Regions from separate parts of the Homo sapiens genome. Here region 1 is linked to region 2. The links are chromatin loops, found by intact Hi-C in ENCODE. Cell type or tissue: HCT116. All regions are shown on one strand. Each heading gives the region's core, and the rest is flanking DNA. Links, peaks and the distances in the headings are about the cores only.

The links. Hi-C counts contacts between places; a loop is a spot of excess contacts. Peaks named below come from ENCODE experiments on the same cell type or tissue, not always from the same donor. Only the 100,000 strongest peaks of a DNase experiment are listed, where the experiment ranks them.
Region 1: it touches region 2 in a loop (5-fold over the local background); 3 of 110 quality-filtered maps call a loop at or near these places.

The regions. Positions count from the first base shown.
Region 1 is chr11:32,745,178-32,753,507 of GRCh38, reverse strand. All of the region lies in intron 2 of CCDC73 (coiled-coil domain containing 73), which reads left to right. Among named protein-coding and RNA genes, the nearest start is that of CCDC73, 45 kb to the left of the region's middle. In HCT116, for the core only: CTCF peaks have their summits at 1,760, 1,962 and 3,767 (motif pointing left); a DNase peak (open chromatin) is centred at 3,787.
Region 2 is chr11:33,061,351-33,069,680 of GRCh38, reverse strand. TCP11L1 (t-complex 11 like 1) reads right to left here. Exons shown (of 10, transcript NM_018393.4): 7 at 7,955-8,151; 8 at 3,670-3,851; 9 at 822-994. Among named protein-coding and RNA genes, the nearest start is that of LINC00294, 11 kb to the left of the region's middle. RefSeq lists enhancers at 929-1,430, 7,986-8,035, 7,660-8,330. In HCT116, for the core only: a CTCF peak has its summit at 3,890 (motif pointing right); a DNase peak (open chromatin) is centred at 3,950; H3K4me3 peaks cover 315 bases; H3K27ac peaks cover 1,153 bases.

The DNA.
Region 1 (8,330 bases), core at 71-8,070, 320 kb after region 2:
GGGCTAAAGAGTGAGACTCTGTCTCAAAAAAAAAGAAAACAAAATTTTAGCTGGGTGTGGTGATGCATGCCTGTAGTCCCAGCTACTTGGAAGGCTGAGGTAGGAGGATCACTTGCCAGAAGGTCAAGGCTGCAGTGAGCTGTGTTTGTGTCACTGCACTGCAGCCTGGGTGACACGGCAAGAGCTTGTCTCAAAAAGAAAAAAAAAAAAAAAAGCAGAAAAGAAAAACTAAATGCAAAGAAAAACACTCTACAAATACTAGAAAACATAAGAAACAATTCTTATATTCTTGGGCATAGAGATTATCCTTCATAAAGGAAAAGATGGCTGGATATGATGACTAGATTCTTAGCTCTTACGGGATAATAGCCATCATAAAGTTAAAAAAAAGTGACTGGCCAGGCACAGTGGCTCATACCTGTAATTCCAGTGCTTTGGGAGGCTGAGGTGGGAGGATCAATCACTTGAGGCCAGGAGTTGGAGGCCAGCCTGGGCAATATAATGAGACCCTTTATCTACAAGAAAAATTTTTAATTAGTTGGACATGATGGCATGTGCCCATAGTCCTAGCTACCTGGGCAGGAGGCTGAGGCAGGAGGATCACTTAATCCCAGCAGTTCGGGGTTACAGTGAGCTGTGATTGTACCACTGCAGTCCAGCATGGATGACAAGCAAGACTTTGTCTCTTAAAAAAAAAGTGATGCAGAGAAAATATTTGCAACATGCAAAACAATAAAAAAATCAATATCTTATTTACAAAATATTCCAAATCAAAACAACCCAACAGAAAAATGAACAGGATGAAGAAATACAAGTAATCATAAAATGTACAAAAATATGCTTAACTTTACTACTAATAAAATAAATGCAGATTAAAACAAAAATGAGATAATCAGTTTTTGATTCCCAGATTGGAAACATACTTAGATTGATGATTTCCAGCATTGGCTGGAGTTTTCAGGAATGAGTACGACTGTATTTTTTCCTTTTTGATGTAAATTAATATAGATAATGGATAGAAATTCAGTTTTATCTGTTTAAACTGGAATTTAAAATTTCACGATCATTAAGTCTGAACAGTTTATATTTTTATCTAGGATAATTTTTTGTTTGAGCTTACTTGGGCAAATATTTTGCTACAGTGATATTTACTATACTGTTGTAATGGGAAAAATTATAAACAGTCTAAATATCTGTGAACAGGCAGTAAATAAATGATGCTGTTATATTTGTGGCTCCCAATGAACCATATTTCATGTCCTTGAGTAGAGCACTCCCACATTAACTTAGCCCAGGTCATGTGACTTTCTTGGCCAACGAAATATTAGCAAGCATGTTACTAAGCAGAGGCTTGGTAAGTACTCTCACACTGGGGCTTTTTCTCTTAGAACAGATCCTCTTGGAAGCCAGAGCTATGTCATAAAGTTCAAAATAGATTATTTAATTATGAGAAGCTACATGGGGAAAGACACTGGAGTGTGAGCGGAAGTCACTGTCATTTCAGCCCTAGCCAAGCTACCATATAAATGCTTCTGCATGAATGACCTTATCCATAGCATGTGAAGCAGACCTGTCTTGCTAAGCCGGATCATTGTACAGAATTGTGAGACCTAATAAAATATTGTTTTAAATTACTAAGTTTTGAGGGTGGGGGCAAGATGGCCAAATAGAAGATTCTACCAATTGTCCTTCCTGCAGGAACACCAAATTTGACAACTACACAAAAAAGCACCTTCATACAGACCAAAAATGAAGTGATCACAGTACCTGGTTTTAACTTCATATTGCTGAAAGAGGCACTGAAGGGAGTTGGAAAGACAGTCTTGAATCTCCAACTCCACCCCTCCCCCAGCCCCTGCAGTGGCCACATGATGTGGAAAAACAATCTGTGCGGTTCAAGGAGAGTGCAGCAATTGTGGGAACTCAGTGCTGCCAACACCAGGCGGAACCCAGCCGGTGTCTATGGCGGGTGCATTCAGGCTAGCCCTAGCCAGAGGCGAATGACCCATCCCAGTGGTTTGAACTTGAGTTTCAGCAAGCCTTGCCGCTGGGGGGTTTCCAAATAACACCAATCTAGGCCACAAGGACTACACTTCCTAGGCAAGTCCTAGTGCTGTACTGGTCTCAGAGCCAGTGGACTTGGACTGGTCTCGGAGCCATTGGAGAGAGCATGCGACCCAGTGACACACCAGTCGGGGTGGCAAAGGGAGTGCTTATGCCACCCCTCTTCAACCCCAGGCAGTGCAGTGTACAGCTCCCAAAGAGACTCCTTCCTGCTTGAAGAGAGGAGAGGGAAGAGGTAAGAGGATTTTGTTTTGCAACTTGGATACCAGCTTTGCCACAGTAGGATAGGGCACTGGGCAGAGTTATCAGGCTCCCATTCCAGGCCCTAACTCCCAGACAACATTTCTAGACACATCCTGGATTAGACAGGAAACCTGCTGCCTTGAAGGGAAGGATTCAGTTCTGGCAGGATTCACTACCTGCTAACTTAAGAGCGCTTGGGCCTTGAATAATCGGCAGCAATAACCAGGTAGTACATGCTGTGGGCCTTGGGTGAGACTCAGACATGCTGGCTTCAGGTGTGATCCAGCATATTCACAGCTATGGTGGCTATGAGGAGAGACCCCTTCCACTTGAGAAAAGGAGGGGGAAGAATAAAGGGAACTTTTCTTGCAGCTTAGGTACCAGCTTGGCTACAGTGGGGAAGAGCACCAAGTGGGCTCTAGGGGTTCCCAATTCCAGGCATTGGCTCATGGACAGCATCTCTGGACCTACCCTGGGCCAGAGGGGAGCCCACTGTCCTGAAGGGTGTGTCCTGGCCTGGACTTGGGCCTTAAGTGAACATCAGTGGTACCCTGTCAATACTCCCTGTTGGCTGTGGTGGTGGTGGCCATGGGGAGAGATTCCTCTGCTTTGGGAAAGTTGAGGGAAGAACGGGAAGAACCTTGTCTTGTGGTTTTGGTGCCAGCTTAGCCACAGTGGAATAGAGCACCAGGTGGATTTCTTAGGTTTTTGACTCTGGGCCCTGGCTCCTGGATGGCATGGACCTGCCTAGAGCTCAGGGACAGTCACTTCCCTGAAAAGAAGGATACAAGACTGCCTGGCTTTGCCACCTGGTGATTGTAGATCGCTAAGGCCTTGAGTGCACACTGGTGGTAGTCAGGTAGTGGCTATAGCAGGCCTTGGGTAAGACCCAGTGCTGTACTGGGTTCAGGTCTGACCCAGTGCAGTCCCAGTGGTGGTCGTCACAGGGGTGCTTGTGTCACCTGTCCCCCAACTCCAGGAAGCTCAGCACAGAGAGATAATCCATTTATTTGGTAGAAAGTGAGAGTAGAGGCCAGGAGCGTTGGCTCACGCCTGTAATCCCAGCATTTTGGGAGGCTGAGGCAGGCGGATCACGAGGTCAGGAGTTTGAGACCAGGCTGGCCAACACAGTGAAACCCCGTCTCTACTAAAAATACAAAAAATTAGCCGGGCGTAGTGGTCGGTGCCTGTAATCCCAGCTACTTGGGAGGCTGAGGCAGGAGAATGGCTTGAACCCGGGAGGTGGAGGTTGTGGTGAGCCAAGATTGTGCCATTGCACTCCAGCCTGGGCGACAGAGCAAGACTCCGTCTCAAAAAAAAAAAGAAAAAAAAAAAAGTAAGAGGAGAGAATGAGTCCCTGCTTGGTAATTCAGATAATTCTTCTGGATCTTATCCAAGACCACCAAGGCAATACTTCTGAGTCTACAAGAACTACATCGTTATTGGGCTTGTGGTGCCCCCTAGTGCAGATGCGGCTGCAGTGACAAAAAACTTAGATCACAACACTCAGGTCCCTTCAAATACCTGGAAAGCCTTCCCAAGAAGGATGGGTACAAAAAGGCCAGACTGTGAAGACTACAAAAAATACCCCACTCTTCAATGCCCAGACACTGACGAACACTCACAAGCATCAAGACCATCCAGAAAAACATACCTCACCAAACAAACTAATAAGGCAACAGGGACCAGTCCCAGAGAAAGAGAGACATGTGAACTTTCAGAGAAGTCAAAATAGCTGTTTTGAGGAAGCTCAAAGAAATTCAGGATAACACAGAAGAATTTAGAATTCTGCCAAATAAATTTAATAAAGAGATTGAAATAATTAAAAAAGAGTCAAGCAGAAATTCTGGAATTGAAAAATGCAATTGACATACTGAAGAATGCATCAGAGTCTCATAATAGCAGAATTGATCAAGCAGAAGAAAGAATTAGTGAGCTTGAAGACAGGCTGTTTGAAAATATACAGTCAGAGAAAAAAGAAACACACATACAAAATCGAGAAAATAGCCTCAAAAGGGCAAATCTAAGTGTTTTTGGCCTTAAAGAGGACGTAGAGAGAGAGAGGAGTAGAAAGTTTATTCAATGGGATAATAACAGAGAACTTCCCAAATCTTTAGAAAAATATCAATATTCAAATACAAGAAGGTTATAGAAAACCATGCAGATGTAACCCAAAGAAGACTACCTTGAGGCATTTAATAATCACACTCCCAAAGGTCAAGGATAAAGAAAGATTCCTAAAAGCATCAAGATAAAAGAAACAAATAACATACATGGAGCTCCAATACATCTGGCAGCAGACTTTTCAGTGGAAACCTTACAGGCCAGGACATATTTATGGTGCTGAAGGAAAAAAGGTTTTACCCTAGAATAGTATGTACAGTGAAAATATCCTTCAAACATGAAGGAGAAATAAAGACTTACCCAGATAAATAAAAGCTGAGGGATTTCATTAACACCAGACCTGTCCTACAAGAAATGCTAAAGAGAAGTCTTCAGTCCAAAAGAAAAGGATGTTAATCAGTGATAAGAAATCATCTGAAGGTAAAACTCACTGGTAATAGTAGGTACACAGAAAAACACAGAATATTATAACACTGTAAGTGTGATGTGTAAACTACTTATATCTTAAGTAGAAAGATGAAAAGATGAACCAATTAAAAATAATAACTACAACAGCTTTTCAAGACATAGACAGTATAATAAGATATGAATGGAAACAACAAAAATGTAAAAAGTGAGGAGACAAAGTTAAATTATTGAGTTTTTATAAGTTTTCTTTTGCTTGTTTGGTAATTAGCTTGTTTGTTTATGCAATCAGTATTAATTTGTTATCACTTTAAAATAATGGGTTAAAGATAGTATTTGCAAGCCTAATGGTAACCTCAAATTGAAAACCATACAAGAGATGCACAAAAATAAAAAGCAAGGAATTAAAAAATACCACCAGAGAAAAATCACCTTCATTGAAAGAAAGACAGGAAGGAAGAAAAAAGGAAAACCACAAAACAACCAGAAAAAAAAAATAACAAAATGATGAGAGATAGTCCTCACTTATCAATAATAACATTGAATGTAAATGGACTAAATTCTCCAATAAGAACATGTAGGATGGGTCGCTTCCAAGATGGCTGAATAGGAACAGCTTCGGTCTACAGCTCCCAGGGAGACTGATGCAGAAGATGGGTGATTTCTGCATTTCCAACTGAGATACCTGGTTTATCTCGTTGGGACTGGTTGGACAGTGGGTGCAGCCCGTGGAGGGCGAGCTGAAGCAGAGCGGGGTGTCGCCTCACCCAGGAAGCGCAAGAGGTCAGGGGATTTTCCTTTCCTAGCCAAGGGAAGATGTGACTGTACCTGGAGGAACAGTACACTCCTGTGCAAATACTGCACTTTACCATGGTCTTCGCAACTGGCTGACCAGGAGATTCCCTCCTGTGCCTGTCTCGGCAGGTCCAACGCCCATGGAGCCTTGCTTGCTTGCTAGTGCAGCAGTCTGAGATTGACCTGGGATGCTGAAATTTGGCAGGGGGAGGGGCATCTGCCATTGCTGAGGCTTGAGTAGGTGGTTCTGTGCTCACCGTTTAAACAAAGCAGCAAGGAAGCTTGAACTGGGTAGAGCCAACTGCAGCTCAGCAAGGCCTACTGCCTCTCTAGATTCCACCTCTGGTGGCAGGGCATATCTGAACAAAAGGCAGCAGATAGCTTCTCCAGACTTAAACATCCCTGCCTGACAGCTCTGAAGACATCATTGGTTCCGCCAGCATGGTGTTCAAGCTCTGATGACAGACAGACTGCCTCAAATGGGTCCCTGACCCCCTTTAGCCTGACTGGGAGATCTCCCAGTAGGGACCAACAGACACCTCATATAGGCAGGTGCCCCTCCCTCTGGGACGAAGCTTCCAGAGGAAGGATCAGAGAGCAATATTTGCTGTTCTGCAGCCTCCACTGGTGATACCCAGGCAAACAGGGTCTGGAGTGGACCTCCAGCAAACTCCAACAGACCTGCAGCTGAGGAGACAGTCTGTTAGAAGGAAAACTAACAAACAGAAAGGAATAGCATCAACATCAACAAAAAGGACGTTCACACCAAAACACCATCCGTAGGTCACCAACATCAAAGACCAAAGGTAGATAAAACCACAAAGATGGGGAGAAACCAGAGCAGAAAGGCTGAGAATTCCAAAAACCAGAATGCCTCTTCTCCTCCAAAGGAACACAACTCCTCGCCAGCAAGGGAAAAAAACTGGACAGAGAATGAGTTTGACAAGTCGACAGAAGTAGGCTTCAGAAGGCCAGTAATAACAAACTTCTCCGAGCTAAAGGAGCATGTTCTGACCCATTGCAAGGAAGCAAAAAACCTTGAAAAGTTAGACAAATGGCTAACTAGAATAACCAGTGTAGAGAAGAGCTTAAGTGACCTGATGGAGCTGAAAACTACAGTACGAGAACTTCGTGAAGCATACACAAGCTTGAGTAGCCAATACGATCAAGCTGAAGAAAGGATATCAGTGATTGAAGATCAAATTAATGAAATAAAGTGAGAAAACAAGATTAGAGAAAAAAGAATGAAAAGAAACGAACAAAGCCTCCAAGAAATATGAGACTATGTGAAAAGACCAAATCTACGTTTGATTGGTGTACCTGAAAGTGACAGGAAGAATGGAAACAAGTTAGAAAACACTCTTCAGGATATTATCCTGGAGAACTTCCCCAACCTAGCAAGGCAGGCCAACATTCAAATTCAAAAAATACAGAGAACACCACAAAGATACTCCTTGAGAAGAGCATCCCCAAGACACATAACTGTCAAATTCACCAAGGTTGAAATGAAGGAAAAAATGTTAAGGGCAGCCAGAAAGAAAGGTTGGGTTACCCACAAAGGGAAGCCCATCAGACTAACAGCAGATCTCTCAGCAGAAACTCTACAAGCCAGAAGAGAGTGGGGGCAAATATTCAACATTCTTAAAGAAAAGAATTTTCAACCCAGAATTTCATATCCAGCCAAACTGAGCTTCATAAGTGAAGGAGAAATAAAATCCTTTACAAACAAGCAAATGCTGAGAGATTTTGTCACCACCAGGCCTGCCTTACAAGAGCTCCTGAAGGAAGCACTAAACATAGAAAGGAACAAACGGTACTAGTCCCTGCAAAAACATGCCAAATTGTAAAGACCATCAATGCTATGAAGAAACTACATCAATTAATGGGCAAAATAACCAGCTAGCATTATAATGACAGAATCAAATTCACACATAACTGCATTAACCTTAAATGTAAATGGGCTAAATGCCCAAACTAAAAGACACAGACTGGCAAACTGGATAAAGAGTCAAGACCCATCAGTGTGTTGTATTCAAGAGACCCACCTCACGTGCAGAGACACACATAGGCTCAAAATAAAGGGATGGAGGAGGATATACCAAGCAAATGGAAAGCAAAAAAAAAAAAAAAACCAAAACAAACAAACAAACAAAAAAACAAAAACCAGGGGTTGCAATCCTGGACTTTAAACAAACAAAGATCAGAAGAGACAAAGAAGGCCATTACATAATGGTAAAGGGATCAATTCAACAAGAAGAGCTAACTATCCTAAATATATATGCACCCAATACAGGAGCACCCAGATTCATAAACCAAGTTCTTAGAGACCTACAAAGAGACTTAGACTCCCACACAATAATAGTGGGAGACTTTAACACCCCAATGTCAATATTAGATCAACGAGGCAAAAAATTAACAAGGATATCCAGGACTTGAACACAGCTCTGCACCAAGCAGACCTAATAGATATCTACAGAACTCTCCGCCCCAAATCAACAGAATATACATTCTTCTTGGCACCACATCGCACTTATTCTAAAATTGACCACATAATTGGAAGTAAAACACCCTCAGCAAATGTAAAAGAACAGAAATCACAACAAACTGTCTCTCAGACCACAGGGCAATCAAATTAGAACTCAGGATTAAGAAACTCACTCAAAACTGCTCAACTACATGGAAACTGAACAACCTGCTCC
Region 2 (8,330 bases), core at 13-8,012:
GTGGAGTGCAGTGAGCCGAGATCGCATCACTGCACTCCAGTCTGGAAGACAGAGTGAGACCCTGTCTCAAAAACAAACAAACAAAACTATGTATTCACAGCATACAGCATGATGTTTTAAATGTATGTATATACTACAAAATGATTAAGTCGAGCTAATTAACAGAATTTTTCATAAAGCCATTGCTGTGATAACTAATAGCTAATATTATAGAATATTTTAAATATTTTATAGAATATGCATTAAAATATTTTAATACTTCAAGTTTATTATAAATTTTAAATAGCAATATCTTAATATTACCATTTTAAGTTATTATATTTGATATGTTAATAGTATTACATACTAATATTTAATAATATTTTAATAGTATTTTTAAATAACATCTTCATTTTACTATTCAGCTCTTTTCGTAACAGCTCCTATTTACTGAGCACTTACTATGTGCTGCCAGGCACTACGGAAAGCGCTTCACCTTCTCATCCCAGGGAGTTCCTGCAGCGACCTTGTAAGGTTGCTGCCCTTATTCCTGCTTTAGAGATGAGGAAACTCGAGTGTCAAGTTACACGCCCAAGCTGCCCTGGGACACTGCTTGTGAACCCAGGAGAGTGATTCCAAGGTTGCAGCCCTTAGAACAATGATGGCTGCCTGGTCCTGTGCCCATCTGTTGGGTGGCCCTGGTCTCTCTGTGGTGCTTCATTACACCATCTCCTCACCCATCAGCACCTTAACTCCAGCTGAGCCCTCAGGTTTCTTCAGATGGACTCGTGCTCCAGCCCCTCAGAGGGCACATCCCTGCTGCCTGCCTTCCCCAAACGTACCCATGATCCTGCGAATGGGGTCATCGGGACTGGCCACGGCCTGGATCTGGCCCTTGAGCACGGTCTCCTTGTCCGTGGTGAAGGGAGAGGACCCACACAGGGAGAGGCAGCTGCTCACCTCCAGGCACACCTTCTCCCCGATGGTAGTGAGGACGTCCTTCAGATGGAAGGAGCTGGGGCAGAGGAGGGGAGAAAGGGCCTATAAGTAAAATACACCTCTAACCAGCTCCAACCGCCCACACCCGGGTGAGAATGACGGCACCAATAACTGGATTTGTGTGTTCAAGGGACAATTTGAGACTCTTTTCCCTGCCACCTTACCTCTCAGGCTGTGCATACCTGACCAGGGGGACTTTCTTTCTCTCCCTCTGCTAGAAAGGACAGTGGGAAGGGCAGGGGCTCAGAGTATACCAGGACCAACGACCCAAAGCACAACTTCCTGCTAGCCTCTGTGTGATAAAATCAGCCTGGAATGACCTCAGAATATCTTGATATACCTCTGGAGGAATACACAAGAAAGCAGGCATTTGGTAGCTGTGGGACAAGAGGGAGAGAGAAACTCTTCATTGGATGCCCTTTTGTACCTTTTGATTTTTGAAACATACACATGTATTAACTAATTTTAAAAGAATAAAGAGGCCGGGCTCAGTGGCTCACGCCTATAATCCCAGAACTTTGGGAGGCCAAGGCAGATGGATCAGGAGTTCTAGGTCAGGAGTTCAAGACCAGCCTGGCCAACATGGTGAAACCCCATCTCTACTAAAAATACAAAAAGATTAGCTGGGCATGGTGATAGGTGCCTGTAATCCCAGCTACTCAGGAGACTGTGGTAGGAGAATCACTTGAATCCAGGAAGTGGACGCCGAGATCACGTCATTGCACTCCAGCCTGGGCAACAAGAGTGAAACTCCATCACAAAAAAATAAAAAAATATATAAAAATTAAAAAATTTTTAAAAAATAAAAGAATAACGAAAAGTGAAATCCTAAAGTTAAAAAAAAAGAGTACCTGGATACCCTGGGTCCCCCAGGCTCTCCCAGGGTGCCTGTGGGGAGCCCCCATGCTGGCAGGCATGCTGTGAGAAGGTAACTGCCTCTGTTGTGGGTCTAGATCCTTTGTATGTAGAATTACTGGGGGGCATGGGAGCAAGCCCTGGCACTCACCATTGGCACCAGCTCTGTGCCCACCCCTGGAGGACCAGGGAGGATATGGGAGTGCAAGGCTGGGCTCCCAAGAAAGCACTGACCTGGATCCCACCCTCAGCGGGAGCTTTGACAGAGTAGTTCTCCAGGCAGGGGACCTAGGTGACAGCCCAGAGCTGTACCTGTGCAAAGGCCTCAGGCTAGGCCCTCAGCTGAGCAAACAAGTTTCCTGGCCTCTCAGCAAACTAGTTTGACTGTCAAAACTGTTGAGGCCCTAGTCACAACTTACGGACACGCCCCACACTGCACTGAACACAGCCATGCTTTGTGAAAATTCAGCAGTAAAATTCCTCCATTTTGTAAGGATGAGAATGTTTAGGGGGTACTTCCCTTGAAGAAGTCTCTGAATTGGACCTTGTTAGATAGAGCATTTACTTAGAACCACTCAAAGATATTCTATAGGCTGGAAACCATAGAAGTCACCCAACATGACTCCATGGTAGGAGCGGTCACTGAAGCCTGCACGCGTGCAGATGCGGACTCGTGCTGGGTAAGAAAATGATGCATTACACTGAGCACAGAACGCCTACAGGGAACAAGCAAGGGCAGAACACTTCAACCACATACATGCAGCTCTGCAGGAATATAGCTGGTTTCTCTCATGACCTTCCTCTAGGGCTCTGCTTTTCACTGTTAGTCGGTTATGAAAGCAATTCAGTGGGTAGCAACCAATTTTTTTTTTTAATGGAATAAGAATAGAGTAGAAACAATCAGGCTGCATTAAACACAGTTAGGGTCAGTTCCAGTTTGAGAAGTTTTCGTTTCTGTTACACGTGTGTTAAGTGTGTACTAGGTCACAATGGAAAATGAATTTCTTACTGCAGGTCCTAGTCACAAACATTTTTGTCCCAATTAATGTCTCTGGGTTCCAGTTTCTTCATAAGCTCCAGTAAGAGTTTAATACATTTGAATGGCTTTGGGAGAGGAATAAAGCACTCAACAAACAAACACAAGAACCTTGGAGGTCAGGAGACAAAGACAACCCCATTAAAGAAGGAAGGGGTCAGACAGCATCCTGCTCCCTGCGTAGGGAGAACAAATGAGTTGATGGCACTCAACACCGAGCCAGGCCCCGGGAGGAGCATGCTAACAGGGAATGGAGGGCCGCGGGACCTCTAAGCCCGGGATCTCCAATTCCTCAAGGCAAGCAACCATTGGTACCAGCGCTCCCCACCCTGCTCATGGCTTACCCCCCAGCCCGAGCCACTTCTTCTCTCGCCTCCTAAATGCTCCCTCACATCTACTATGTGCCCCATGCCAAAATTTAAACTTAAGGGCATAAATCTAATTACGTTCCCCCTCTTGCTTCAAATCCTTCAATGGCTCCCTACTGCTCTTAGGACAATAACCCAACTCCTTGGTGTGGCCTCTAAGGCCCGACAGGCTACTCGGCTAGTCACACACATTTTGAAGCCACTATCCTAGAGCTCTGCTAACCCTGCAGCAGATTCTAACTTTGACCCTATGACCCTAAATAAACTCTGCTGGGGTCTTCGCCAAGTGAACCAACTGAGACAGCAAGGTTTCTTCTCAGTTCCTAGAGAGTGGCCCTGGGCTCTGCCTTACAGTGGGAGACCCCTCTGGGAGACTCCAGTCGGCTCTCTGACATCCACTGCGTCCCATCCACGCATCAAAGTTCCACTTACGGCAGGTGCATATCTGTTAGCAAAATCTTCACAATCATCTTGAGTTTCTCAGCAAAGTCGGCCTGGCTGGAAATTCCTGGCGCTGCCATGCTGAAGGTGACCAGCAACACAGCCCCCAGGATGGTCAGTTGTTCCAGCTGCAACTGGAGCTCGTGGAAGCGAGACTGGTCCATTAAAACTGTCTGTAATGAATAGAAGAGGCCATCGCTGAGCTGCAGGTCCAGGTTGGCCAGCAGAGGGCGGGAGCGCCACAGCCCCCACACCTGCCTCTGCAGCTTCCCTCAGGGTTTGCGCTAGTGTGTCAGAGCTTTGAGGGAGTCTGGTGTGAAATAACCCCTCTATCTCAGAGCCGTTCCTCCTGAGCAAGGATGCAGTATAGCGCCCTCACTAAGAACACAGACAGGCCTGGGTGTAAAGCCAGGCTCCGTGCTTAATACCATGACCTCCCCGGCTGGCCGCGGTGGCTCACGCCTGTAATCCCAGCGCTTTGGGAGGCCGAGGTGGGCAGATCACCTGAGGTCAGGAGTTCAAGACCAGCCTGACCAACATGGTAAAACCCCATCTCTACTAAAAATACAAAACTAGCCGGGTGTGGTGGTGCATGCCTATAATACCAGCTACTCGGGAGGATGAGGCAGGAGAATCTCTTGAACCCAGGAAGCAGAGGTTGCAGTGAGCTGAGATTGCACCTTGGTACTTCAGCCTGGGCAACAAGAGTGAAACTCCTTCTCAAAAAAAAAAATAGCATGACCTCATGCATGCATCCCCAACTTTGTCGGGCCTCTGCAGAATGGGGACTCCCACATCACAGGGCTGTTTTAAAGCTGAAGAAAGATGCTACATATAAAGTGGCTGGCAGAGCCAGCACTCGATAAATAAAAGTTATACTTATTGTTAGGAAGAAAAGTATAATGAGGCACAGACCTAGGGTCACCAACTCCTCCCAGTTTGTCTGGGACTGTCCCAGTTTTCAAATGGAAATTCCCAAGTCCTGTGAACCCTCACTCAGTCCCTAGCAAACTAGGACAGCCAGTCACCCTGTACAGAGCAATGGAAGGCCAGGTGCGATGGTGGGTGCCTGCAGTCCCAGCTACTGGGAGGCTCAGGCAGGAAGATCACTGAGGCCGGAATTTCGAGGCTGCAGTGCACTACGATTATGCCTGTGAATAGCCACTACACTGCAGCTTGGACAACATAGTGAGACTCCATCTTAAAACAACAACAACAAAAATCCCAGAGCAATGGAAGGGAGGACTGCCTTGCAGGCAGAGCCTACACTTATTCATCTTGGTATCCGCTCAGCACCCAGCACAAAGGAAGCTTGTAAGAACTGGCGAGTAAATAAAGAGGAAGAGAAAGAAACAGGAAGCACAGAGAGTAGAAGTGACAGAGAACAATCTAAAGCCTCCCGGAAAGCAAGCACATTCCCATGACTGCCTCCCCCATGTTAAAGACAGTCCTGGGTCCTACCATGCCAGCGCCCCCACCCGTGTGGCTGAGGGAAGGAGAAGGGAAAGGCTGCACAGATGGGAATCTGATCTGAGAGTTTACAGGCTCATCGAATGGACTCTAAGGACCTTTCTTGCTGTCAGAAACTGAGATTTGCCAAGTCAAGACATGAACAATGTGGGTCACAGCCAAGAAGTAAAAACCCTGAGGATTGAGAATCCTCTGCTGATACAAATACAATCCCAAGGACTCATCGTCGGCCTGTTTTCTGACTTCACATGGCTTTGTGGCTTCCCAACAGCAGGACGTGAGTTTAGGATGCAGATTGCCAAGGATCAATTCCTGGAGTAGACAGCTGTCCCCAGGGACCATCACCATCTTCCCCACAGCGTTTCTTTTCTTTTCTTTTCTATTTATTTTTTTTACGAGAGGGTTTATTCATAAGACTGCCAAGTGAGGAGGCTGGAGAACAGGTCTCACATCCCCCTCTCCATAGAGAGGGCTTAGGGATATTTATGGGATGAAGAAGCAGGGGTATCTAAGGCCTGGGGAAGATGATCAGCGGTGGGGAAAAGGGAGGTATTGGATGGTCTCCCACAGCTATTTTTAAATAGACATGTCAGGCTGAGAACTTCCCTCCAGAAGAGAACATGCCACAGTTCAAAGGGAACATTTTCCCATCTCCAATTTGACATTCTCTTTAGAGCTTCCTCCAGCACAAAACGGGGAACTCAGAGGCAAGAGGTGAAACCTTAAGCTCACAACTTCTTGAAAGGAAAAATAAGGAACTTATAAGAAAGATATTTAGAGAAGTATCTGGATCTGAGGCTAGTGATAAGAAGCTCACGTACCCCCCAAAAAGAGAGGGGGAGTCTACATAACAAAACAGCTATTTAGAGAAACACTGGGGGAATCCCTTCTTAGTCATCTTCTTAAAGAGGTCTTGCAGTTAGAAGTATGTATTGTGAAAAACATAAAAAGAAAAAAATATTGTTCAGCATGGAAGGGGAAGAAGTTTCTTTAGATAAAGCTGTGAACAACCACACCTCTGTTGTGGTTTCCATCAAGATGAGTAAAAACAGGAGAAAAATTCAGCAGCACAGACTGGAGCCTCATACATTGCTGGTGGGATGGTAAAATGATGCAGCTGCTTTGGAAATCAGTTTGGCAGTTCCTCAAAATGTTAAACTTAAGAGTCACCATGTAACCCAGCAATTCTAATCCTAGGTACGTAACCAAGAGAGGTAAAAACATATGTCCATGCAAAAACTTGTACTGGAATATTCACAGAAGCATAATTTATAATAACAACCCAAATGTTTGTCAACTGATGAATGAATAAACAAAATGTGGTACATCCATACAGTAAAATATATTATTCAGCCTAAAAAAGAAAGGAGGGCTGGGCATGGTAGCTCATGCCTGTAATCCCAACACTGGGAGGCCAAGGAGGGAGGACCACTTGAGGCCAGGAGTTTAAGATCAGCCTGAGTAACATAGCGAGACCCCTGTCTCCACAAAAAACACACTTAAAAATTAGCTGGGGGTGGTGGTACACTCTTGTAGTCCTAGCTACCCAGGAGGCTGAGGCAGGAGGATCACTTGGGCCCTGAAGTTCAAAGTTACAGTGAGCTGTCGTACCACCTAGCCTGAGCAATTCAATGAGACCCTGTCTCTAAAATTTAAAAAAATTTTAAAAAACCCAGAAAGGGAACACTGACACATACTACAACATAAATGAACCTTGAAGACATTATGCTAAGTAAAATAAGCCAGACCCAAAAGGACAAAGATTGTATAATTCCACTCATATTAAGTACCCGGATTAGTCCAATTCACAGAGACTCAAAGTAGAATGGTGGCTGCCAGGGGCCAGAGGGCGGGGGCAATGGGAATTACTGTTTGGTGTGTTTGGTGGGAAGACAGTTTCACAGAAGGAAAAATGAAAATGTTTTGGAGGTGGCTGGTGGCAATGGTTGCACAACAATGTGGATGCACTTAATGCCACTGAACTGGACAACTAGAAATGGTTAAAATGGTAAATTTTATGTTATGTGTATTTTACCACAACAACAAAAAAAACACAGTGGAAAAGAGGACTAAACTACTGCTATATGTGCTACAACGTGAAAAAACATTGGTGAAAGAAGCCAGGCACAAAAGGCTGGTAGTGTATGATTTCATTTAAATAAAATGTCCAGGATAGGCAAATCCATAGAGACAGAAAGCAGATCTGTGGCTTCAGGCGTTGGAGGGAGGGGGGGAGGGCAGTGACCGCTGATGGATGCAGCGTTTCTATTGGAGGTGATGAAAATGTTCTCAATTAAACAGTGGCAATGGATGCGTAACTCTGTGACTATACTAGAAAACACTGAGTTGTACACTTTAAAAGGGAGAATCTTCTGGTACATGAATTATATCAGAATAAAGCTATTCTTTTTATTTTTTATTTTATTTATTTACTTATTTATTTTTATTTTTTGAGACAGAGTCTCGCTCTGTCGCCCAGGCTGGAGTGCAGTGGTGCAATCTTGGCTCACTGCAAGCTCCGCCTCCCAGGTTCAAGCAATTCTCTGCCTCAGCCTCCCAAGTAGCTGGGGCTACAGGCCCCTGCTACCACGCCCAGCTAATTTTTTGTATTTTTAGTACAGAGGGTGTTTTGCCATGTTGCCCAGGCAAGTCTTGAACTCCTGACCTCAAGCAATCTGCCTGCCTCTGCCTCCCAAAGTGCTGGGATTACAGGAGTGAGCCACCGTGCCTGGCCAAAGCTATTCTTTTTAAAAAGTTCAGCAGCACAAAAACAAATATGAGTAGTGAGATGGCTCAGGAGACCTACTTCGGGGAACGGCCTCTGGAGGTGGTCCCACTTCAGAAGCTTCAGGTAAGCGTAATTCTGGACAGCAACAGGGCTCAGCCTGGGCATGTCCCCAGAGCCAGCAGCCATTCCCCCCACTGGCAGGGCGTGTTTATACTTCTGAGTCATAAGGTCCTCTGAGGCTTCTTCCAGCCACTGGGTGACAAAGTCCAGGGAATCTGTGAAAAACAAAGCTGCACACATTACCTTGACACCAAGAAGGGATGCTTCTCGGAATTACTTAAGGGACAATCGATGTCCTGGTGGAGTGATAAAGTATAAAGTATGAACTTTGGAATCAAATAAAACTTGGATCAAATCATAGTAGTGCCAATGACTAACTGAGGGATCTCAGGCA